3 separate regions of the Homo sapiens genome follow, and all the other regions are linked to region 2. A link is an interaction called in ENCODE POLR2A ChIA-PET data of the cell type or tissue named here. Cell type or tissue: Panc1. All regions are shown on one strand.

The links. Peaks named below come from ENCODE experiments on the same cell type or tissue, not always from the same donor. Only the 100,000 strongest peaks of a DNase experiment are listed, where the experiment ranks them.
Region 1: POLR2A ChIA-PET joins it to region 2 with 10 read pairs; 6 of 35 experiments call an interaction of 5 or more read pairs at or near these places.
Region 3: POLR2A ChIA-PET joins it to region 2 with 12 read pairs; 2 of 35 experiments call an interaction of 5 or more read pairs at or near these places.

The regions. Positions count from the first base shown.
Region 1 is chr12:95,531,356-95,539,355 of GRCh38, reverse strand. USP44 (ubiquitin specific peptidase 44) reads left to right here. Exons shown (of 6, transcript NM_032147.5): 2 at 5,030-6,527. The coding sequence starts at 5,100. Among named protein-coding and RNA genes, the nearest start is that of USP44, 16 kb to the left of the region's middle. In Panc1, CTCF peaks have their summits at 4,558 and 4,763 (motif pointing right); a DNase peak (open chromatin) is centred at 4,795; H3K27me3 peaks cover 293 bases.
Region 2 is chr12:95,313,616-95,321,615 of GRCh38, reverse strand. No RefSeq gene overlaps it. Among named protein-coding and RNA genes, the nearest start is that of MIR3685, 7.7 kb to the right of the region's middle. In Panc1, no CTCF peak of the experiment used is centred here; a DNase peak (open chromatin) is centred at 3,345; H3K27ac peaks cover 416 bases.
Region 3 is chr12:95,127,142-95,135,141 of GRCh38, reverse strand. FGD6 (FYVE, RhoGEF and PH domain containing 6) reads left to right here. Exons shown (of 21, transcript NM_018351.4): 8 at 316-403. Among named protein-coding and RNA genes, the nearest start is that of NR2C1, 58 kb to the right of the region's middle. RefSeq lists a silencer at 2,042-2,242. In Panc1, no CTCF peak of the experiment used is centred here; no DNase peak of the experiment used is centred here.

The DNA.
Region 1 (8,000 bases), 220 kb before region 2:
TACTCAGGAGGCTGAGGCAGGAGAATGGTGTGAACCCAGGAGGCGGAGCTTGCAGTGAGCCTAGATCGCGCCACTGCACTCCAGCCTGGTTGACAGAGCAAGACTCCGTCTCAAAAAAAAAAACAAAAAAAAAAGCCATTTCATTGACAAGTCACACTGGTAAAAAAAGAAAAAAAAGCCATTTGATAGCTACTGATTTGAATTTGGAGTGTGAAACATTTTTTAAATGCATGAGAATTATAGCACAGATAGTTTTAATCCTTATAGATTTCATTTCAAGCATCCTATTTGTAAGGTGCTATTATATTGGTACAGGTAATATTTTGTCAGAATCTGCATGAGGGATATAAAAATGTTTTGTCAGGTAATACCTCTTTAAAATGAATATACTGCCAAAAATCATACATCCAATCTGCTGACGCCAGAGCGAATGCATAGCTTCACAGCGGTGGATTAGCAAATGAAAAGAGGTGCTCTGAACCCAGTAGAGGAATATAGGAAGTGTCAAGAAAATACTCCCATCCTCCTTTCTTTCCTCCAAGCTCTTAGATCTTTGTGTGATGAGACCCCTTTGGGGATACCCTAGTTACTGTCTGAGTTACTGGAGATCTCTAGGGACAGCAGCCTGGCTCTGCAGCTCCTGCTTTCCACGGTGCCCTTGCCTCTGTCGTCTACCCCTTACTGATTTCTTTCATAAGTAGACAGGGTAAGTGGGCCCCCTGAGCTAAAATATTAATCTCGTGATCCGTCATTCCACTATTCTGGTTTCACGTCTATTTTTAAAAAGATTTTATCTTTGAGAGACCCCCCCCTTTTAAAATGCAAATTCCCCTGGGAGAGGTCAGACCTTAGTTCTTAGCTAACATCTTGATTATCTGTTAGCACCTTAGTTGGGCTTAGTACACATTTGGCTGAGAAGAAGGAATCCCTGGCTAAAAGTGATCAACTAGAAGGAAACTAGCATTTATAATAATAATTTATTATTATTTTATTACTATTGGCAGCTAAGATGTACTCAGGGCCATATTATTAAGTGTCAGGAGTTGTTCTAAGTTAATTCCCTCAACAACCCTATTGGTATTATTACCACTGTTACTTTACAGATAAGAAAACTGAGGTATGTAGCACGTAATTTATGGTCACATAGTAAATCCTGTCAAGTGTTAAACTCGGGGATTTAGATTCCAGTGTGTGCTCGCTCACCGTTTTACTGTAATCCCTCTCTTCTACCATGATGTCTCAGATAGATGACATCTAATCAAGATTTCACCCTTTTCACAATTTTGTATCAAATAGAATGATGTGTTTAATTATAGATGCCACTTCCCTTTGAAGGTCAAGTACTTTGTTATTATCTAAATAGATTTTTTAGCAATAGCTTCAATGAAACAGGTACTTTTTTTGTATTCAAGGGAATTTATTTGCAGAGTAGAGAAAGGAGTAAAGAGGTTAGTGTACAATTTAGCACATACTTAACACTATCTGAGCTGTTTTTATTTAAAACATGTTATTTTTACAATTTTGAAAGTATAGATTAATAAAGAAAGTACAGTAATTTTCAGTCCCATTACCCAGAGGTAACCTCAGAATAAATGTATTCTCACCAGGCTTTTTCCTACTGATCCTTTTCTGAAAGTGTTAACTCATTCTACGTCTTTAAAATTTTGGAATGAAATGATCTTTTTTGCTGGCATTTCCTTCTTCACCTCTGCAAGGATGTTGAACTAATAATTATTTTCGGCCTGGCGTGGTGGCTCATGACTGTAATCCCAGCACTTTGGGAGGCCAAGGCAGGCAGGTCACGAGGTCGGGAGCTCAAGACTAGCCTGGCCAACATGGTGAAACCCCGTCTCTACTAAAAATACAAAAATTAGCTGGACATGGTGACGTGTGCCTGTAATCCCAGCTACTCGGGAGGCTAAGGCAGGAGAATCGCTTGAACCCAGGAGGTGGAGGTTGCAGTGAGCTAAGATAGCACCCCTGCACTCCAGCCTGGGCGACAGAGTGAGACTCTGTCTCAAAAAATAAAATAATATAAAAATTATTTTCTATGGTTTGCCAGAAACATGTTTAACTAAATTTTCTCTGTATTCATTTTATCATTTTGAATAAAAGGTAATACAGAGCCCTAGATCCTTCCCTTAACCTCCAAATTGAGTAAATTCTCTCAACTAATGTTTGTTAAGCACTAATTCTACCTCTGCCCCCTTCTTCAAAACTGCTATACTCCTGCAGCTTTAATTTCCTTATAATTTCTGGACTGCTAGTCTCTCTTAATCACTCGTCCCTTCTCCAGAGCTCTTTGTAATTCAGATCCCTCTGTAACCCACAGATCTGATCATATCATTCTCCTCTACAGATTTCTTCAGTGGCTCTGTGTTGCTCATAGGCCCTAGAAGCAAGCTTGGGGATGATTAGGGCAAGTAATTCTCTGAGTCCCAGGTACCAGCGAGTGGCCTTAGAAGGGGAGTTGCTGGTGTGTGCAGACTTCAGGTGGCCACATGCCCTTGGCCTTGCTGACTACACATTAATAGAGGAGGGTCACAGCAAGGATCCCCTAAAGTGGTTGTTTAGGTCTAGATGCAGACCATGCTACTGTGTGTTGAGAGTAGACTGTTGGTGGCAGTAAGGACAGAAGTGGAGAGACCATCTGGGAGCCTTACTGCAGTAATCCCGGTAAGACTTGATTGTAGCTTGGATCAGGCTGGTGGCAGTAGAGGCACTAAGTAAGTCAGATTCTCAGTATATTTTGGAGGTAGAGTCAATCATTTTTCCTGAAGGATTGATTTAGAGAGAGAGAGTCAAGGATGACTCTAAGGTTTCTTGCCTCAGTACAGAAAGATATGGGATAGTGGAATATATAAATCACTGATGTCTCAATTCTGCCATTAGCAACTATTGTCAAATCCTAGGTGTTCTAATAAAGTACCATATTTGACCAGATTTTAAACCTCTGGAAATTTTTAGAGAGAGGAGTAAATTTAAAATGTGCACTTAAAACGTGTGAAATGGGGGCTGGGCACGGTGGCTCACGCTTGTAATCCTAGCACTTTGGGAGGGTTAGGCGGGTAGATCACTTGAGGCCAGGAGTTCAAGACCAGCCTGGGCAACATGGTGAAACTATGTCTGTACCAAAAATACAAAAATTAGCCAGGCGTAATGGCACATGCCTGTGGTCTCAGCTACTGGGGATGCTGAGGTGCGAGAATCGCTGGAACCTGGGAGGTGGAGGTTGCAGTGAGCTGAGACTGCACCACTGCAGTCCAGCTTAGGTGACAGAACAAGACCCTATCTCAAAAAAAAAAAAAAAAAAAAAGGAAAAAAAAGGAAAGAAAGAAACATGTGAACATGTGAGATTTGGGACTGGTCAGTACCTGATACCTAAAAATTAAGGAACGAATATGAGATTTTACAAAAAGAGGTGGGAAGGAACCAAAAATCAACTGCTTTTGCAGTTTTCTTAAGGCCTGGAGGTGGCACTTGCAGGTACCGTTGAAATTCACAGTTTCAACTGCCCTAAAAATTTAATGCCTTGGTCATGATACATAGGGTGTTTTTAGTGTTCCGTAACTAGGTCTCCACCCAAACCCTGAAATTTGTCTTTGATTTGTATTAAATCAATGAAAAAAGTGTTTGTGATCACGGCTTTTTAAATAAGATTTCTGTTCATTACATGTAAATAACTTACAGCAGAAGTGTTCCTGACTTTAACTGATAAAGGAACAAGTTCTGTGTCAAAAATCACATAAGCTTTTTTAAAAAAATAAGCTTATAATTTCAGATAGGTTTAGGCCTGCTAGAATGTAATAAAAGCTTATTGCCACCCACTTCATATTCTTCCTTTTTTTCTCTTTATTTCCTTGTATGTTTCTGAGAATATTCAAATACAAAAGCACATTCTCCTCTTCTGTCTTTCTCTTTCCCTAAAGCCAACTGTCAAGTCTGTTCGGCCTCAGAGTATGTTATAGAGCCATGAATTAAAGGTAATTATTGATTTACCAAATGGAAAAAAATAAGTTTAATGGTAATATGATTTATTTAAATAGGGTAATAAGATTCGTTCACTATAGATACAATTAAAACTACCATTTACCATGTGTCAGATAAATATTATCTCTCAGTTCTTCAACAACTCAATTGAAGTTGGTATGATTTTCCCTCTTTTACAGATGGTTTAGAGAAGTTAAAACATTTGCTCAAAATCATACATTTAACAGTGTGTGGCAAAGGTACAATTCAAACCTATGTTTTTCTGCCTTAAAACTCACCTTTTCATCTTTGATTATGTTTTATTAACTCCACATAAGGCTCATAATGTTTATAAATATTAGTGAGATATATTTGGGTCTTGCCAACCCCTGTCATTAAGAAAAGGGGCCAGGCACAGTGGTTCACGCCTGTAATCCCAGCACTTTGGGAGGCCAAGGCGGGTAGATGACCCGAGCTCAGGAGTTCAAGACCAGCCTGGGCAACATGACGAAACCTTGTCTCTAGTAAAAATACGAAAAACAGATTAGCTGAATGTGGTGGTGCACTCCTATAATCCCAGCTACCCGGGAGGCTGAGGCACAGCAATCACGTGAGCCCAGGAGGCAGGGGTTGCAGTGAGCTGAGATCGCACCACTGCACTCCAGCCTGGGCCACAGAGCAAGACTCTGTCTCAAAAAAAAAAAAAAAAGGGAATGCAGTTTTGGAAACTGCCCTCAGACTACTGGGTAAAAAAGGATAGATCTTAAGCTATTTCAGTGGAAAGTGATTACTACCCATTTTTCACCACTAGATGGTGGCAGAAAGTTAAAAACAAAAGCTAAAGGCGCCTCATTAGAGAAAGTGAAGTGTCTGTGCTTTCAGAGCAAGGTGGATGTGAGGTTAGGGAAGTTTAGAGAAAGGGAAATGGGAGAACTGCCAATGGTATTATGATAAGCAGCCTAGAAATTGGGAGCAGAGGACACAAATCTTTATTATTCTTGGGAAAAAATATGAAAAATATTAGCATCTTGTTATTAACACTTGACATTGTTCTGTTTAGTTTTCAGATGCTTCAAGTGTTGTGAACAGAGACTTGTTTGGATTATGCATTTCTCAGCTAGACTAAATAAATGCTAGCAATGGATACGTGCAAACATGTTGGGCAGCTGCAGCTTGCTCAAGACCATTCCAGCCTCAACCCTCAGAAATGGCACTGTGTGGACTGCAACACGACCGAGTCCATTTGGGCTTGCCTTAGCTGCTCCCATGTTGCCTGTGGAAGATATATTGAAGAGCATGCACTCAAGCACTTTCAAGAAAGCAGTCATCCTGTTGCATTGGAGGTGAATGAGATGTACGTTTTTTGTTACCTTTGTGATGATTATGTTCTGAATGATAACACAACTGGAGACCTGAAGTTACTACGACGTACATTAAGTGCCATCAAAAGTCAAAATTATCACTGCACAACTCGTAGTGGGAGGTTTTTACGGTCCATGGGTACAGGTGATGATTCTTATTTCTTACATGACGGTGCCCAATCTCTGCTTCAAAGTGAAGATCAACTGTATACTGCTCTTTGGCACAGGAGAAGGATACTAATGGGTAAAATCTTTCGAACATGGTTTGAACAATCACCCATTGGAAGAAAAAAGCAAGAAGAACCATTTCAGGAAAAAATAGTAGTAAAAAGAGAAGTAAAGAAAAGACGGCAGGAATTGGAGTATCAAGTTAAAGCAGAATTGGAAAGTATGCCTCCAAGAAAGAGTTTACGTTTACAAGGGCTCGCTCAGTCGACCATAATAGAAATAGTTTCTGTTCAGGTGCCAGCACAAACGCCAGCATCACCAGCAAAAGATAAAGTACTCTCTACCTCAGAAAATGAAATATCTCAAAAAGTCAGTGACTCCTCAGTTAAACGAAGGCCAATAGTAACTCCTGGTGTAACAGGATTGAGAAATTTGGGAAATACTTGCTATATGAATTCTGTTCTTCAGGTGTTGAGTCATTTACTTATTTTTCGACAATGTTTTTTAAAGCTTGATCTGAACCAATGGCTGGCTATGACTGCTAGCGAGAAGACAAGATCTTGTAAGCATCCACCAGTCACAGATACAGTAGTATATCAAATGAATGAATGTCAGGAAAAAGATACAGGTTTTGTTTGCTCCAGACAATCAAGTCTGTCATCAGGACTAAGTGGTGGAGCATCAAAAGGTAGAAAGATGGAACTTATTCAGCCAAAGGAGCCAACTTCACAGTACATTTCTCTTTGTCATGAATTGCATACTTTGTTCCAAGTCATGTGGTCTGGAAAGTGGGCGTTGGTCTCACCATTTGCTATGCTACACTCAGTGTGGAGACTCATTCCTGCCTTTCGTGGTTACGCCCAACAAGACGCTCAGGAATTTCTTTGTGAACTTTTAGATAAAATACAACGTGAATTAGAGACAACTGGTACCAGTTTACCAGCTCTTATCCCCACTTCTCAAAGGAAACTCATCAAACAAGTTCTGAATGTTGTAAATAACATTTTTCATGGACAACTTCTTAGTCAGGTATGGATTTTTAAGAATCTTATTTTCATCATTGGGAGTTCATAAAGTGTAGCCTATAAAAAGGCATATTCTATGTACATCTAGTGTGTTGAGCTAGTACCATTTTCAGGTCAAAATAGATTGTTTTTATAAATATGTATAGAGAAATCAGCTCACTCAATTCCTTCTTTCATGAATCATTGGAAGTAGTTTTACATCTATGGTAGCAAAAGCTTTTGGAGGGAGGGAGAAATCAGGAGACGGAGCTCTCTAGGTTACCAATATTACATTCATTATCTGAGGGATTGAGAAGAGGAGGGTTTAATCCCAGAGGGAACGGATTTAAAGATGCTGCTATTCTCGGGATGAAAATGGTGCACATGGCCGGGCGTGGGGGCTCACACCTATAATCCCAGCACTTTGGGAAGCCAAGGCGGGTAGATCAGCTGAAGTCAGGAGTTCAAGACCAGCCTGACCAACATGGTGTAACCCCATCTCTACTAAAAATACAAAAGCTAGCTGAGTGTGGTGGCAGACGCCTGTAATCTCAGCTACTTGGGAGGCTGAGTCAGGAGAATCGCTTGAACCCAGGAGGTGGAGGTTGCAATGAGCTGAAATCACACCACTGCACTCCAGCCTGGGTGACAGAGCGAGACTCCGTCTCAAAAAAAAAAAAAAAAAACCCAAAGAAAGAAAGAAAATGGTGCACACTTGAGCAATTTCAGGGACCAAGGAGTAGCCCTGGAGGACTTCCTATAAAATCAAAGGGTCATGGTCTGAGAGCTTTAACAAGTAGGTAGGGAAATTTTAAGGTAAACAAATGTGATTTCATCTAGAATAATCTTATATGATTTTCCTTTATTTTAATTACTACTCAAAAGTTTCCTTTGTCATGATAAGGTGGACTATAAAACCAGAATCTTCGAAGTAAAGGTTCTCTATACTGAGTGGACTTATTGGTGAACTGTTAATAGACATAAGGTTCTCTACTTTCCCATAACACACAAATTTAAACAAAATTTTTTTTATAACTGAGGCTATTAGGCTTTTAGGTCATTTCCTTCCCCCTGCACACCTGCCTCTGTTCTTCAGTTCAACTTGCATTGTAATAAGGCCATCTTTTGTTTTTATAGCATACTTTCCTAAAATGTTGTTTAAGTATTTCAGATGTAATTCTTCTTAAGGAATATCTATGAAGTTTATTTTTCAGTGTTTCAGAAATGCAAAGATTTTGTGTCAATTAGCAAATAAGAATTGTACTGCAATTTTACTTCTCCATCTTTCTCTGTCATTTCCTTTTTATGCAAAAGTTTTAAAATACACTGTTACAGAGTGCAACATATAGTTGCAGGAAACCTATATAATATAGGAAATCTATATAGAAGGAAAGAAAAATCATTCTCTAATCCTATAACCCCACAATCCATTGGTAAAACTATTTATATTTTGGTATATTTTCTAGTCTTTTTTTCTCCTGCACATGTATAAATATTT
Region 2 (8,000 bases):
GTTTCTGCTTCAGATGCAGCCCATAAGAGATAAAGTCTGATTGGCCTCACTGATAAAGTGAGATATAATGTGAGCCTGATTTGACTCACCTGTGCAATCACATGCAAAATCACGTGTTTAGCCATGAGCTCTAGTTTGGAAAAGTCTTCATAGGTGCCTATCCTAATTCCATAGTGTAACATGAATAGAAAGGCATAGCTGTTGAGAGATCAATGACTTTGAAAGTTTGCTTCCTATTAGGTTGGTGCAAAGTAATTGCATACTTTTAATGGTAAAAACTGCAATTACTTTTGCGGCAACCTAATATAACACTGCTAGTTAGGAAGGTTGGGTGACACTTCCATTAGGGCTTTTACAGGGGAAAGTATTGAGAGTGAAATTGATTGCTCTTTATTCTTCTAAGTAAATTACCTTTTCTCCACTTTTTCCTGCATGATAACAGAGAGAGTGGCTAGAAAAATCAAGGAAATGTGGCCAGGCGCGTTGGCTCACATCTGTAATCCCAGCACTTTGGGAGGCAGAGGCAGGCAGATCATGAAGTCAGGAGATCAAGACCATTCTGGCTAACATGGTGAAACCCTGCCTCTACTAAAAAATCAGCAGGGCATGGTGGCATGCGCCTGTAGTCCCAGCTACTCAGGAGGCTGAGGCAGGAGAATCGCTTGAATGCAGGGGGCGGAGGTTGCAGTGAACCAAGATCGTGCCACTGCACTCCAGCCTGGGCAACAGAGACTCTGTCTCAAAGAAAAATCAAGTAATTGAAGCTTAGGACAGGGAGAATTCACACAAACAGAATATGCTTGAAAGCTAAACAGCAGTTTCACTTTTAACACCTTACCCAGTGAGAGCCGTACAAGATGGGCCACAGAAACATAAATACTTATAGCTATTTTTATGGGCCCCTAGTTCTCCTCTAAAAAACAAAATAAATACTGCATGGAGTTTAAGAAAAGAATTAATCTGTTCAGGCGTGGTGGCTCACGCCTGTAATCCCAGCACTTTGGGAGGCCAAGGCGGGCGGATCATGAGGTCAGGAGATGGAGACCATCCTGGCCAACAAGGTGAAACCCCATCTACACTAAAAATACAAAAATTAGCTGGGCGTGGTGTTGCATGCCTGTAATCCCAGCTACTCGGGAGGCTGAGGCAGGAGAATTTCTTGAACCCGGGAAGCAGAGGTTACAGTGAGCCAAGATCATGCCACTGCACTCCAGCCTGGCAACAGAGCAAGACTCTGTCTCAAAAAACAGAGTTTGTAAACAAAACAAAACAAAACAAAACAAAACAAAACAAAAAGAATTAATCTGAAGAAAACCAACTAATAATTAGACAATTACAAATAATTGAATTTTTCATTCTGTTTTCTTTCCAAGTCTAGTACCTCCTTCAGTGTGGCTTTGAACTCTTCAAAGTTCACTCTAAGTATGTGAGTCTGGTACCATGGAGACCAGTACAAATATCTAGAAGCAGGTGGTTTGGGCATGTCTGGTTTGAATCTGAGGAATTAGAATGCAGGTTCTCCTTGGCAAGGAGGCCTATCTTATAAAGCTGCATTGAGAGGTTTTTCTGTGACTGTATGGCAAGTCAACAGGGATGTGGTTATCAAAACAAGTTTAAGAACTTAGGGGTCAGTTATTGGTAAGAAACAGAGATTTCATCATGCTGAGCTTTGGGGAATGGTCACAGTGTTAAAGGGGGGCTGGATGGTCACAGAGAGAAGGGAAATGGAAGTCCTCTCTTAATGTGGATATACTTAGTAACTTCCCTCACCAAATCCCACCAGCCAAACATGGTATGTGAGCAGCCAGTCACCCTGTAGTCCCATTTCCAGTTTCTGCTTTTAGAGGCATGTTTGAACAGAGGCTTACATGTCTTCTACTTGGAGCCTTAAGAAAAAGCTTTTCGTAGACTGAGAGAAAAACCAGTACCTACCAAGGAAGTATGAAAATCTGATTGACATTGATGTCGTGATAGTTTTTTTTTTTTTTTTGAGACAGAGTCTAGCTCTGTCACCCAGGCTGGAGTGCAGCAGCATGATCTTGGGTTACTGCAACTGCTGCCTCCCAGGTTCAAGCGATTCTCCTGCTTCAGGCTCCCGAGTAGCTGGGATTGCAGGCATGCACCACCACGCCCAGCTAATTTTTATATTTTAGTACAGACGGGGTTTCACCATGTTGGCCAGGTTGGTCTTGAACTCCTGACCTCAGGCGATCTGCCCACATCTGCCTCCCAAAGTGCTGGGATTACAGGCATGAGCCACTGGGGGTGGCCATGATAGTTATTTTAAGATCAGGAATTCCCAGTGCACAGCTGTTCCTTATCCTTTATGTGACAGCTGTAATGGCTCTGTGCTTTAAAAGTTAACCTAGTTTAGTAGCCATTTTTAATTTTTAAAAATTTTTGTATATTTAGGGTGCACAAGTGCATATTTCTTGCATACCTATATTGCATAGTGGTGTAGTCTGGGCTTCCAGAAACCCCCAAGAATACTAAAATCTGAGGATGCTCAAGTCTCTGATATAAAATGGCATAGTATTTGCATATGCCTACACACATTCTCCCATATACTTTAAATAATCTCTAGATTACTTATAATACCTAACACAATGTAAATGTCATGTAAATAGTTGTATTGCATTTTTATTTGTATTATTACTTATTATTGATTGTTCTTTTTTTTCCAAATATTTTCCATCTGCAGTTTGTTGAATCCATGAATGTGGAACCTTAGATACTAAGGGCTGATAGTATTTTGAGGGAATGGGCGTCACACTCACATATGGAGCTCAATCTTTACGACTTTGACTAGTGATGATGGTGGTAAATGTAGTGAGGATGGTGTGTGTGTGTGTGTGTGTGTGTGTGTGCGTGTGTGTGTAGAAATGGGGGGTTAAATGGGTCCATTAGCAATGTTGAGCCCCTGGTCTATTTTTTAAAATAGGATATCACACAGGTAGATAGGGTGGGGAGTTGTCTCCTGTTTGTTTTTATATAAATGAGACTTTTAGGATTCTCAGGGGGGAGTGTTTTCGAGGTCTCTACTCTCTCTACTTAAAGACATGCACCTTTTCCAGTCCCTACTTAACTGAAAGAGTTGCTCTCTGGAAGCTTCTTGGGAAGTTTCATTGAGTTTCACTGAGGTTGAGTGGTGAGTACTTCAGAGCATTATAGAATCTGTTTGCTTTCATTTAGTCATTAGGTCAATATTTAGTCGCCACAGGCTAATATATTTTGTTTGAGAGAACAAATCAGGGAGTGTTTGCTTGGTTTGAGTTGTTTGGAAAAGTCTTTTAATTCCATTCAATTCAATTCCTGGAACAATGGTGTAACTGGTAGGGTTTAAACATTTAACCTCTCACTGCAGTCAACTAGATAAAGTAGGCCAGACTGGATCCCCCAACCAGATAAAAAGAAAACCTTTTCAGTTTACACAGTGCTTTTGCAATAGGATTCTCACATTAACCTGATGAGTAATAAGGAATTTAAACATTGAGGATGGCGGCATGGGGGAGTGATTCCAAAGAAATGAGCTGAATAGTTTTAATATGTAAGGGAACAACACAGAGAAATAAATTGCCCACTTGATTAACTTCTTGTTTTTTTGAGATGGAGTCTCACTCTGTCACCCAGGCTGGAGTGCAGTGGTGCAATCTCGGCTCACTGCAACCTCTGCCTACTGGGTTCAAGAGATTCTCCTGCCTCAGCTTCCTGAGTAGCTGGGATTACAGGCGCCCGCCACCATGGCTGGCTGACTTTTGTATTTTTAGTAGAGACAGGGTTTCACCATGTTGGCCAGGCTAGTCTCGAACTCCTGGCCTCAAGTGATCTGCCCGCCTCAGCCTCCTAAAGTGCTGGGATTACAGGTCTCAGCTACCATGCCCGGCCTTGATTAACTTCTTTTAGGGGTCCTGTGATTAAACTAAATGTGAACAGGGGAATTGTTATGTTGCCTGAAGTGGTAATTAGGATTCCCATGCATGTATGTGAGCATGTCTGTGAATGTATGTCTAGTACAAGGAAGGTCATTCCATAAATGCATGTTGAATTAAATATTCTATTTGTTACCATACATTATTAATAAACAAAATATTATAAAATCATAATAGCGCTTTTGGCTTTTCTAAACCATTCAGGTATTCTCTATAGAATTTCCTACTCTATTTTCAAAATCTATTCATTCCTAAGGTATCTTAGAATATGTAATAAATCAAAAACAAATATAGGCCAGGTGCGGTGGCTCATGTCTGTAATCCTGGCATTTTGGGAGACTGCGGTAGGCAAATCGCTTGAGCCCAGGAGTTTGAGACCAGCCTGGGCAATATGGCGAAACCCCATCTCTACAAAAAAATACAAAAATTAGCAGGGCCTGGTGGCACATGACTGTGGTCCCAGTTACTTGGGAGGCTGAGGTGGGAGGATCACCTGAGCCCAGGAAGGTTGAGGCTGCAGTGAACTGAGATTGTGCCACTGCACTCCAGGCTAAGTGACAGTGAGACTTTGTAAAAAAAAAAAAAAAAAAAGGAAAAGAAAGAGAAAATAAATGTAAACCTTAAAAAAAGAATAAACAGGAACCAGACAACAGGGTAAAAACCAGACTAAATAAACATGACTTACATCCTGCTCTGAAATGTGGCTTGCAAGGGCGAAAGTGATCAGGACCGGACATAGTTACTCTACCGAAGACATCTTTGCTTTGGTAGCTGTAGGAACCCAGCAAGAGCACCATGTTTTGTTTATTCACCAGTAGATGAAATCCTCAAACAGAACACTCATAACCCACTTAATGTGCGTTCTCATATCTGCAACCAAAGCAGAGGGAACAAAAAGCTCCATTGATACGTTCAATGATAATATATAAGCACTTGCTTCTTATGGCAACACTGAGGTTGGGTAAGTTGGTGAACATCGCAAGCTATGAGGAATACAGTGGCCCAGAAATTGGACCTGAAGAGAAAAGCACTACTAAAAATCAGGCAAGAACTTTCCATGAGAATAAAACTGCCGCCAATATTGTTGCCAGCATTTGATGTGTATTAATCTCATTTTATTATTGCAAACCTATAAGCCAAGTATCTGTAAAATGGGAATGTCCCACCTCACAGGTGCCTGTGGCTGGTGGGACCTGGTGTGCTGGAAGAACAACAGTGTTCATTCCAACAGTGTTGGAATAACAGAACAAGGCATGCAGTCAGAAAGGAGCCATGTACTGATCTTAATAATTAATGACTTACTATTATGCTTACTCTTCACTGTAACCTGTCAATGCCCTTGTGAAATAGGAATAATTGTTCTCAATAAGTGAGAGAACTGGAGCTATGGGAGGTGACCACAGAGATCAAGTGGTAAAAGACCAGACACTTTAACCCAGTTAAATCTAGTGTTCTCTCTGCTATGTCTCAGCAAAGTCCAACAGATTGTCTCATTTTGTAGCACCCTAAGAGCTGAAACAGCAGGAGATCTGGCTCTGGAGATCAGAAAGGGTCTAGCAACATTTCTTCATCCAGTATAATTTGGCGTCTGACCTGAACACCACTGTCTGACTTTTAGGTGTCATGTCTAAGTTTGCTTGTTTGCTTGTTTTTATCATCTTTGCAAGATTTGTGCTGTTGATCATGTGCTTCTTTAAACCCCTTCCTCCTCTGGCTTCTGTGTCACATGTCCTAATTTTATACTGCTGACCACTGGGTTTTATACTGTAAGTTTAGCCTGGATGATAGCTAACATTTATGGAGTTCTTCTTATGTGGGAGGCTCTGTCTCAATCCCTTTATCTGTATTAACATGTATTAATTTATTTAATCAACATAACAAGCCTATGAATCAGATAGCATTATTGTCCTGTTTGAAAAAGATAAGGAAACTCAGCAACAAAAGAAAAATAAATTGGACTTCCGCAAAATTAAAAACATTTGTGCATCAAAGAATACTGTCAAGATAGTGGAAACACAACCTACAGAATGGGAGAATTTGCAAAATCTGATAAGAGATTAATATCCAGAATATGTAAAGAACTATACAACTCAACAACAAGAAAAATAAACAACTGAATTCAAAAACAAGCAAAGGACCTGAACAGACATTTATTCAAAAAAGATATACAAATGGCCCCACCTTTCTTGATGTTATGGCAGCTTTTGACATGTTAGTCATGGCCTCTTTTATAACAAAATGTTATTCAGCTTCTAGGCCACCACTTCTGTCACCAACTGCTCCTTTTCAGTCTCCTTTGCAAGTTCCTTTTTGTCTCCTAACCTCTGAAATGTAGATTCCCCAAGGATGTCAGAGTTCTGACACAGTACTCCAACCTATGTTCATGACTTTGGTATTACCATTATTATTATTTTGAGAAAGAGTCTTGCTCTGTCGCTCTGGCTGGAGTGCAGTGGCGCAATCTCAGCTCACTGCAACCTCATCCTCCCAGGTTCAAACGATTCTCCTGCCTCAGCCTCCTGAGTAGCTGGGATTACAGGCATGCACCACCACACCTGGCTAATTTTTGTAATTTTTAGTAGAGGTGGGGTTTCACCATGTTGGCCAGGCTGATTTCGAACTCCTGACCTCAAATGATCCACCCACCTCAGCCTCCCAAAGTGCTGGTATTACAGGCGTGAGCCACCGCGCCTGGCCGAACTTGGGCTCTTATATCAAACTGCCTATTCAACATTTCCACCTGTTGATTAATAGCTATTTCGTACTGAACCTATCCAAAACCAGCTGCCTGTCCCATCTCAGAAAAGGACCTCTGTTCTTCCAGATTCTTAGACCAAACACCTTAGAATTATTTAGACTTCCCCTTTCTCAGACTAGATTCATTACATCAGCAAACCCTCTTGGCCTTACCTTCACCATATATCCAGAATTTGACCCTCCTCACAACCTTCACCACCAACCATCCTCCCTCACATAGATCACTGCAATAACCAACAGGTCTCCCTTCTCCCCATCCCTGTCAGACTTCCATGAAAAAGAATGCTTTTTAAACTTAATAATGCTTTTCAAACCTAAGTGAAATCATGTCAACTCCACTGCTTACAACCCTTCAGTGGCTTCCTATCTCATTAAGAGTAAAACCATATTCCATTCATTACAAGGTGCTCCTTGACCTTCCTAGCCCTGTTCTTACAGGGCTTTAGCCACTTACCTCTCACTACTTTTGGGAAACTCTTCTCTCTGTGGTATTTGCGGGGATGGTTCCCTCACTCCTTTCATGTCTGACCACCTTGTATAAAAAAGTATTCTCCATTCCCACATAGCCCTCATGTTCAGCTTTATTTTCTATACAGCATTTACCATCACCTGCCTCCCAATATATATTTATTGTCTAACTTTCCCCTCTAGTATTCAATGAGGGCAGAAACCTTGTTCCCTGCTCTGTCCTTAGCACCAAACACTCTGAGTGGCCATTATGGCTTTGGTTAATTTTTGTTTTTTTCGATATAGGGTCTCACTCTGTTGCTCAGACTGGAGTGCAGTGGCGTGCAATCAAGGCTCACTGCAGCCTTGACCTCTGGGCTCCGGTGATCTTCCCATCTCAGTTTCCCAGGTAGCTGGGACTACAGGTATGTGCCATCACACGTGACTGATTTTTTTTTTTGGTATTTTTTTGTAGAGATGGGCTTTTGCCATATTGTCCAGGCTGGTCTTGAACTTCTGGGCTCAAGTGATCTGCCTGCCTTGGCCTCCCAAAGTGCTGGGATTACAGGTGTAAGCTGCCATGCCAGGCTGGCTTTGGTTAATGTTGAAAAGGGTGTGTGTGTGTATGTGTGTGTGCACAAATTATAGGGCTTTTAATGAATGTAGATTTTGTGGTGAAAACCTTCAAAACATGACACCCATGGTGAGTATCATGGGTTCTTGGTTGTTAAAATGCTGAGAACCTCTAGGTTAGATTATTCCAGGTTTTGAAGTTCTACTAAAATTAAAACTCAATAAAACATCATCAGACTAAGCTATTCCTGCAAGAACTGAACACACAGCCCTGCCCCGGTTTCTCTAGGCGCC
Region 3 (8,000 bases), 190 kb after region 2:
GAGTAGGGTGGGCTCTAACTAGCCTAGGACACAGACTGTGGCTACCACGCTCTTTGAGAGGGTTGTTAACAAGTTTTTCCTAGGAGCAAATGGTTTCAGGGACTGCCTACAGGAAAGGGTGGAGGTTGGTGGTCAGTCTGGCTGGGGTTCACTCTCAGTGTATCTAACAGCTGTACCTTAAAATAAAAGGGAGCCTCTCTACGAATCTCCTTCCAGAGTTGCTTGATGTTTAAAGTTTGGCTTCCTGAGCACTTGAATCTGGGTCCCTTGCTTCTTAGAAAACACTGTGTTAATTTAGATGCCTTCTCCTTTCAGATGAGCCCTCGCTGTGCTAATCTGGCCCTCAAGCACTACCTGCTCAAGCCGGTTCAGAGGATCCCCCAGTACAGGCTGTTGCTGACAGGTGGGCTTCTCCAGCATTTTGCCAACCACCCAGTTGGTTTATCCATCAGCCAACTCTTCTTGCCTTTATGAAACTCGGGTGCCTCTCTTTGTATATCACCCCCGTCACCACGTTGCCTAATACGTGGATTTGTAGATTGCTTATATACTTTACATATACGTTGCCTGAACTGAACGGCTTTCGGTTCTTTGATCATCCATCCATGTGTGCATTTTCACCTCAGGGCATTCATACATGTAGCTGCTTTTTAATTCAGAACATCTTTGACCATCCCAAGCCCATACCCGTGCATCATTTCACCTGGCTAATATTATTAATTCCAAGAAGGTACGTTCCCCAACTACTCGAGAGTGGAGTTTAGAGGGTCACTCCCACATATTTATATAGCATTATCATAGCCCTAGTTACTTGCCTCAGAAGGTTGTTATAAGGTTTGATTAATGAGCTAAATGTGGACAGTGCTTAGAATAGTACCGTAGCTGGGTGCAGTGGACACGCCTGTAGTCCCAGCTACTGGAGAGGCTGAGGCGGGAGGATCTTTGAGCCCAGGAGTTTGAGACTATCCTGGGAAACATAGACCCCTGTCTAAAAAAAACAGGAATAATGCTTTAATTATAACAAGTTCTACATAAGTATTAGCTTTTACTATTATTAGTAATAGTAGTATTCTTATCCTGATAGTTATTTCCTTATGATAATAGTCTATCTTCTACTAGACTGTAAGCTTCAAGATTATAGAGCTATGTCTGTTTAGTAAGGAAAAAAGAAGGAAAGAAAAAAGCAAAAACACTGTGTTTGAGTGAAGGAACTTGCTGTAATCAGGCCTTTATATTCACTGGCTCTTTAAATCCTCACCATAGCCTTGCAAATATCAGTTTTATCTTCACAGATGAGATAACAGGCTTATTGAAATTAAGTGGTTTGGCATCACAAAAAGGCTAGTGTAGTCTCAGTACCAAACATAGTTACCCAACACCTACTACTAGGGTCTCTGGAATATTTGCTGAACTGTATTGGATGTACAGTGACTTAATATGCATATATAATACGCATTAAAATTGTATCAAAATGGACAAGAACGTCAAAATGTGGCCACAACCGTAAAGTCAATGTGTTCTATAAGTAAATTTGGAGGTACTGGGTTTCTGTTACTCTCCTTAAGAAATGGTGTCCATGCTTTTCTTCTTAACTTCACTCTCTTAAGCCAAGAGCTATATTGGAGATAATAGGTGAATCCTGAAAAACCAGGATTTCCTCATTTCTCTTTAGGGAAAAGGCTTCAGCACTTCAAAGCTTGCCTAGTGACAGACTGCTCACGAGGAAGACCTACCTTTTAGCCCCAGGACAGGCTGGAGTGCAGTGGCGCCATCTTGGCTCACTGCAGCCTCCATCTCCCAGGTTCAAGCGATTCTCCTGCCTCAGCCTCCTGTGTAGCTGGGATTACAGGTGTGCACCACCATGCCCGGCTAATTTTTGTATTTTTAGTAGAGGCGGGGTTTCACCATGTTGGCCAGGTTGGTCTCAAACTCCTGACCTCAAGTGATCTGCCGACCTTGGCCTCCCAAAGTGCTGAGATTATAGGCGTGAGCCACCACAACTGGCCCTTAATTTAAATTTCTAAGGATGAATCAGGCACTAGGTTTCTGTCTGGAATGACATAAAGCCAACTGAATAATTTAAGGATATCCTGTCCCTCTGTACTTTCTTACTTCTGCTTTTGGCAGAGATTTAGAATACACAGGACAAAGGGAAGTACTGATACACATGTTGTGTTTTTGCTAGATAAACTCAGTGCTTCTCATAAACCAGCTATTGAATGGCATAGGCTCTTTCCATAGCTGTCAAATGAAGTACTGTTTTTAGTGGCAAAAGACAGCTGTAGTTTCAAATGGGAGGGGAATGGAACAAGAATCTGAAAATTTAGTGCAAAGATTAATTTTTACATATTATTTATTTATTTATTTGTTTATTTATTTATTTATTTATTTGAGACGGAATCTTGCTCAGTTGCCAGGCTGGAGTGCAGTGGTGCAATCTCAGCTCACTGCAAACTCCGCCTCCTGGATTCAAGAGATTCTCCTGCCTCAGCCTCCCGAGTAGCTGGGACTACAGGCGTATGCCACCACGCCCAGCTAATTTTTTGTATTTTTAGTAGAGACGGGGTTTCAACATGTTGGCCAGGATGGTCTTGATCTCTTGACCTTGTGATCCGCCTGCCTTGGCCTCCCAAAGTGCTGGGATTACAAGCATGAGCCACGGTGCCCGGCCATATTATTTATTTTATTTTACACACTACGACTGTTCTAAGTAGTAAAAAGTCTACATATGTTAAATTTAGGTTTCATGCTTAGTTTGTTTTTTATTGAGAAAGTGTGAAATGACAAAAGCAGGTTTTAAAAAACTCTCTTTACTAAAATAGATTTTAACTAGGTGTAGTGGCTTATGCCTATAACCCAGCAACTCAGGAGGCTGAGCCGGGAGGATTGCTTGAGCCCGGGAATTTGAGGCTACAGTGAGCCATGGTCATGCTACTGCACTTCAGCCCGGGTGACAGTGAGAATTCCGTCTCTTAAACAAAAGAAGAAGAATTTTGTTTTATAATACCAACATCATGTGAGCTTGGAGTTATTTTTAGTTTGAGCTACCTCTTACTTAATCTTAGATTGGGAAATCTTTTCTGTTATTTATTTATTTATTTATGAGATGAAATCTTGCCTGTTACCCAGGCTGTAGTGCAGTGGCACAATCTCAGCTCACTGCAACCTCCGCCTACCAGGTTCAAGTTATCCTCCCTCCTCAGCCTCCCAAGTAGCTGGGATTACAGGCACCTGCCACCATACCTGGCTAATTTTTGTATTTTTAGTAGGGATATGGTTTTGCTGTGTTGGCCAGCCTGGTCTCAAACTTCTGACCTCAGATGATCTGCCCACCTCGGCTTTTCCATTCGTTAATTGTTGCACAATACCTTATATATAATAGGCCCTCGATACTGGTGGATTTGGGAAGGGGGAAAAGTGATGAATGGCTTATTCAAGGCCACGAAATCAGGACTAAAATTAAAGAACGTAGTAGACTTTGTATTCTTCATCCTATGCCTTTTCTTCCATTGCTTAAAATTCTTTCCTTCCCCTAAGCCTGACCTGAAGTCAGGTCAGAAGTCCATTCTCTTTGTAGCCATCTCTGATTGCTTCAGTTCTCCAACCTTGAGTTCAGGGAGTGTGTCTTATATCTATAATTTAGTGGCCTCCAAAATATCTGGGTCAGTTTTGGATATGTTGAAGCTGTTCAGGAAGTAATTTAGATTGGTTTTAAGCTAGGTTTAAAACATCTCACCAGGTGTGGTGTCTCACGCCTGTAATCCCAACACTTTGGGAGGCTGAGGCGGGCAGATCACCTGAGGTCAGGAGTTCGAGACCAGCCTGACCAACATGGAGAAACCCCATCTCTACTAAAAATACAAAAATCAGCCAGGCATGGTGGCACATGCCCATAATCCCAGCTACTCAGGAGGCTGAGGCAGAATTGTTTGAACCCGAGAGGCAGAGGTTGTGGTGAGCTGAGATCGCACCATTGCACTCTAGCCTAGCCAGGAAGAGCAACCTCCCTCTCAAAAAAAAAAAAAAAAAAAAACTCTTTAGCCAAAATGTTTTTTGTCCAAAGAATGACATTGAGACAACATTTATATTAGAGATGATATCTTCTCCTAAAAAGAAAGGCACAAGCACAAAGGTGAAATGTCCTCCCAAGGCTACACAGCTTTAATTGAAGCACCTATGTTCCTATAATCCTAAGGACATTCCTATAACCTTGCAGGTCAATACTAAAGATTTGCTTTTTTATTTTTATTTTTGTATTTAAGTGATCCATCCTGTTAACTGATGCTTTTTATTTTTATTTAAAATTCTGATTTTCCAGTACTCATTTTTGTGATGTTCTGATTACTCTTTACTTTGCAAGACATATCTACTGTTGCTGTGAAAGTACTGCTGTCTAGGCACTGAGATTTTTTTTTTTAAATTTTATGTAAAAACAGGGTTTCCCCATGTTGCCCAGGCTGGTCTCGAACTCCTGGGGTCAAGTGATCCTCCTGCCTTGGCCTCCCAAAGTGCTGGCATCACAGGCCTGAGCCACTGGGCCCAGTCTGAGATTTTTTAAAGTTGGATTTTAAGTCTTAAATTTGCATCTTTCAAACATGTTAATTACTTTGGATAATAAAGCTCAAATGATTTAATCCTCCAACAACTTTGTGAGGTTAAGTACTTTTATTTCCATTTTGGAGTTTGGATTGATTCCAAATGCACAAAATATACAAGAGCAGGCAGGAGTGGTACTTCATTCATTTGAGGCAACTCCTGGCAACTTTGCTGTTTTAAGTTTCAGGCTGAGAAGGGGAAGGAGTCCTGCCTGATTCAATGTAAGTAGGTTTGTGCCTCCCACTGAGATATGCATAGATGATAAGATAAGATGGTTTCTTCTGGAATCCTTTTAGAAAAGATCAGCGGAAATCCCCAGATAGAGCAGTCTGTCACTGCTGTTCAAATAACCATGGTATTGTCTTCCAGTGTTTTCTTTTCTGGACTTACTTTGGGTTTCTATAGGGTATTCTATTTGGGCAATCTCTTCCTGCATGGTAGTAAAACACTTACACCTACATTCTTGTTAGTATTTTTTTAAGATCAGTTCAAACCGGATCTAAAAGAATGCATATAGTTGTATAACAAAATCAGTGATTTATATAATTTAAGCCTAAATATTTATAAATTTTGGCTGGGCATGATGGCTCACGCCTGTAATCCCAACACTTTGGGAAGCTGAGGTGGGCAGATTGCTTGAGCTCAGAAGTTCGAGACCAGCCTGGCCGACATGGTGAAACCCTGTCTCTACAAAAAAAAACAAAAATTAGCTGGGCGTGGTAGCATGCGCCTATAATCCCAGCTACTCAGGAGGCTAAGGCAGGAGAATCACTTGAACCTGGGAGGTGGACGTTGCAGTGAGCTGAGATCGTACCACTGCACTCCAGCCTGGGTGACAGAGCAAGACTCTGTCTCAGAAAAAACAAACAAACAAAACTTGTAAATTTTACTCAAGGCCAGTTTATCAGGCTGGATCCTGTTTGAAGTTGGGAAGAATGGGAAGAAAACAGACTTATCTGTTTTCTTAACTTGTAGTTATCAGAGCAGCCTTAACTTTTACTTATCTTCTTCTTTCTCATCTCTTCCGGGTAGAGACCATCTTTATTATCCTATCCCAGTGTCAGGCATAGATCCTGGAACACATCAGAGACTCAGTCAACTGACAGGTGTAATTAGGGAAAGGGAGAGTTGCTCTTTTTTATAAGATTGAGAATCCCCATGCGGTAGCAGCAATGAATGTTGGATGGATGGATGGATGGATGGATGGATGGATGGATGGATGGATGGATGGATGCATGCATGCATGCATGGATGCATGGATGCATAGATGCATGGACGGATGGATTAATAAATGTTTAAAAGCATTCTTTCAGTCATCCAGTCACAAAATTATGGAAAGGACTGAAATCCTTCCCTTTTCTCTTTCCTCCCTGTAGGATCTGCCAGCAAATTTTCCTCCACCTCTAGTTTCTGCTCCTTCTATTTCTCTGTTAGGCTCCAGGCCAGGCCCTTCTAAACTCACGCCATTTTATAGCAATATCTTGCTGGTGGTCATGCTACCTCTTATCACCCCTCCATGTAGCCTAGCACAGTTACTGCCTAATTTCTCTTCCAAGGACACACTTTCATTCTGTTTATTAGAAAAGTTGAAAACCCACTTATTCATAGTATAAAGACCAGTTTATAACCCAGAATTACCTGAACCTTCTTTTCCTTTAGTCTAGCTATAGTAGGTTTCTTGCTGTCTCCTGAAAGCTGTCCTTCAAAACCAGATTCTCTCCTCCATTAATTACTCCACCAACAAATATTTATATAAGTTGGCCCTGAGCTGGACACCCATATACACTGGCAGACAACCCAGTGGTGGCCCCTGCCCTGATGGGGCTTACAGTCTTCCTCTTTGAGGTCATGCCCAATCACTTAGGCCCCCACTGAGCCTTCTCCTTCTCAATTCCTAAAAATTGTATTGATCTTGCCCTTTGTCTTGTGACTAAATCTTTTAGTTGTTTAATTATACCATGGATCTGTGCCTTATCTTCTCCACTAGATTGTAAACCCCTTGAAGTCAGAGGCAGGGCTGGGCATGGTGGCTCGTGCCTGTAATCCCAGCACTGAGTTGGGAGGATCGCTTGAGCCCAGGAGTTTGAAACCTGCCTAGTCAACATAGTGAGACCCTGTCTCTACAAAAGAAAAATTTAAAAATTAGCTGGGTGTGGTGGCACACACCGGTCATCCCAGCTACTGAGGAAGCTGAGGCAGGATGATCACTTGAGCCCAAGAGTTCAAGGCTGCAATCAGCCATGATCGTGCCTGTTGTACTTCACCCTGGGCGACACAGCAGGACCCCCATCTCAAAAAAATAAAGTCAGAGGCAGACTTCAGTGCAAGTAGCAGTCACAAAAGATACTCACTCAGTTTGAGAAAGTATATTCTGGTGATGTGTTATTTTTGTAAGGGCCACTTTTTGTCTTTGAAGGGATCTTTTGTGCATACAAAAATATTTAAGGATTATGAAAAAACTAAGTCTTTTTTCATCTTCTACCATCCAGAGATGGCTATCACATATCCTTTTAGTTTTTTTCCATCTACCTGTGCTATATGTTGTATAATTTGTTTTTCAGAAAAAAGCCTTTCATTTGTGGAAGGTTATTACATTAGTGTTGAAACAAGTTAAATCAGTAAGGATCCTGATAGAGAAAATATAAGATACAGGAATTTTAAAATTCCTCTGATAAGTCTTTTCCACTTATGTAGTTAGAAAAAAATAGTCCTTTGATTAAATGTGGATCAGGTGGTTTCTTTGATCTTGTTCAAAATATTTATGTTATATAAAAGGCTACTTTAACAACATATTATATTACTTTTTCTCGTTGTCTTTGCCTTTAGGATGATATTAACTGCCTCTAGGTTTTAGAAATCTAGGATTTCTCATGTTGGTAGAAAATGAGATATTTAAAACATCTGTTATAGTGTTCTGAAGCTATAAATTTGAGCTATGTACAGGCTAACAAGCGCATATAAAAAAGATCACAATTAAATTAATAGATGACTTTTTTTCTTTTGAGATGGAGTCTAACTCTGTTGCCCAGGCTGGAGTGCAGTGGCACGATCTTGGCTCACTACAACCTCCACCTCCTGGGTTCAAGTGATTCTTCTGCCTCAACCGCCCGAGTAGCTGGGACTACAGGCACGTGCCACCATGCCCAGCTAATTTTTGTATTTTTAGTAGAGACGGGGTTTCACCATATTGGCCAGGCTGGTCTGGAACTCCTGACCTCGTGATCCACTTGCCTCGGCCTCCCTAACTGCTGGGATTACAGGCGTGAGCCACCACGCCCAGCCGCTAATAGATGACTCTTTTTTAAAAACCCTTACGGAAAACTTCTGTTTAGCAAGTATTTATTTTAAAACCTAGGGTTAATTGTATGTATCAAAGTTATTTTAACACTTTCTCTAAGGCAGAA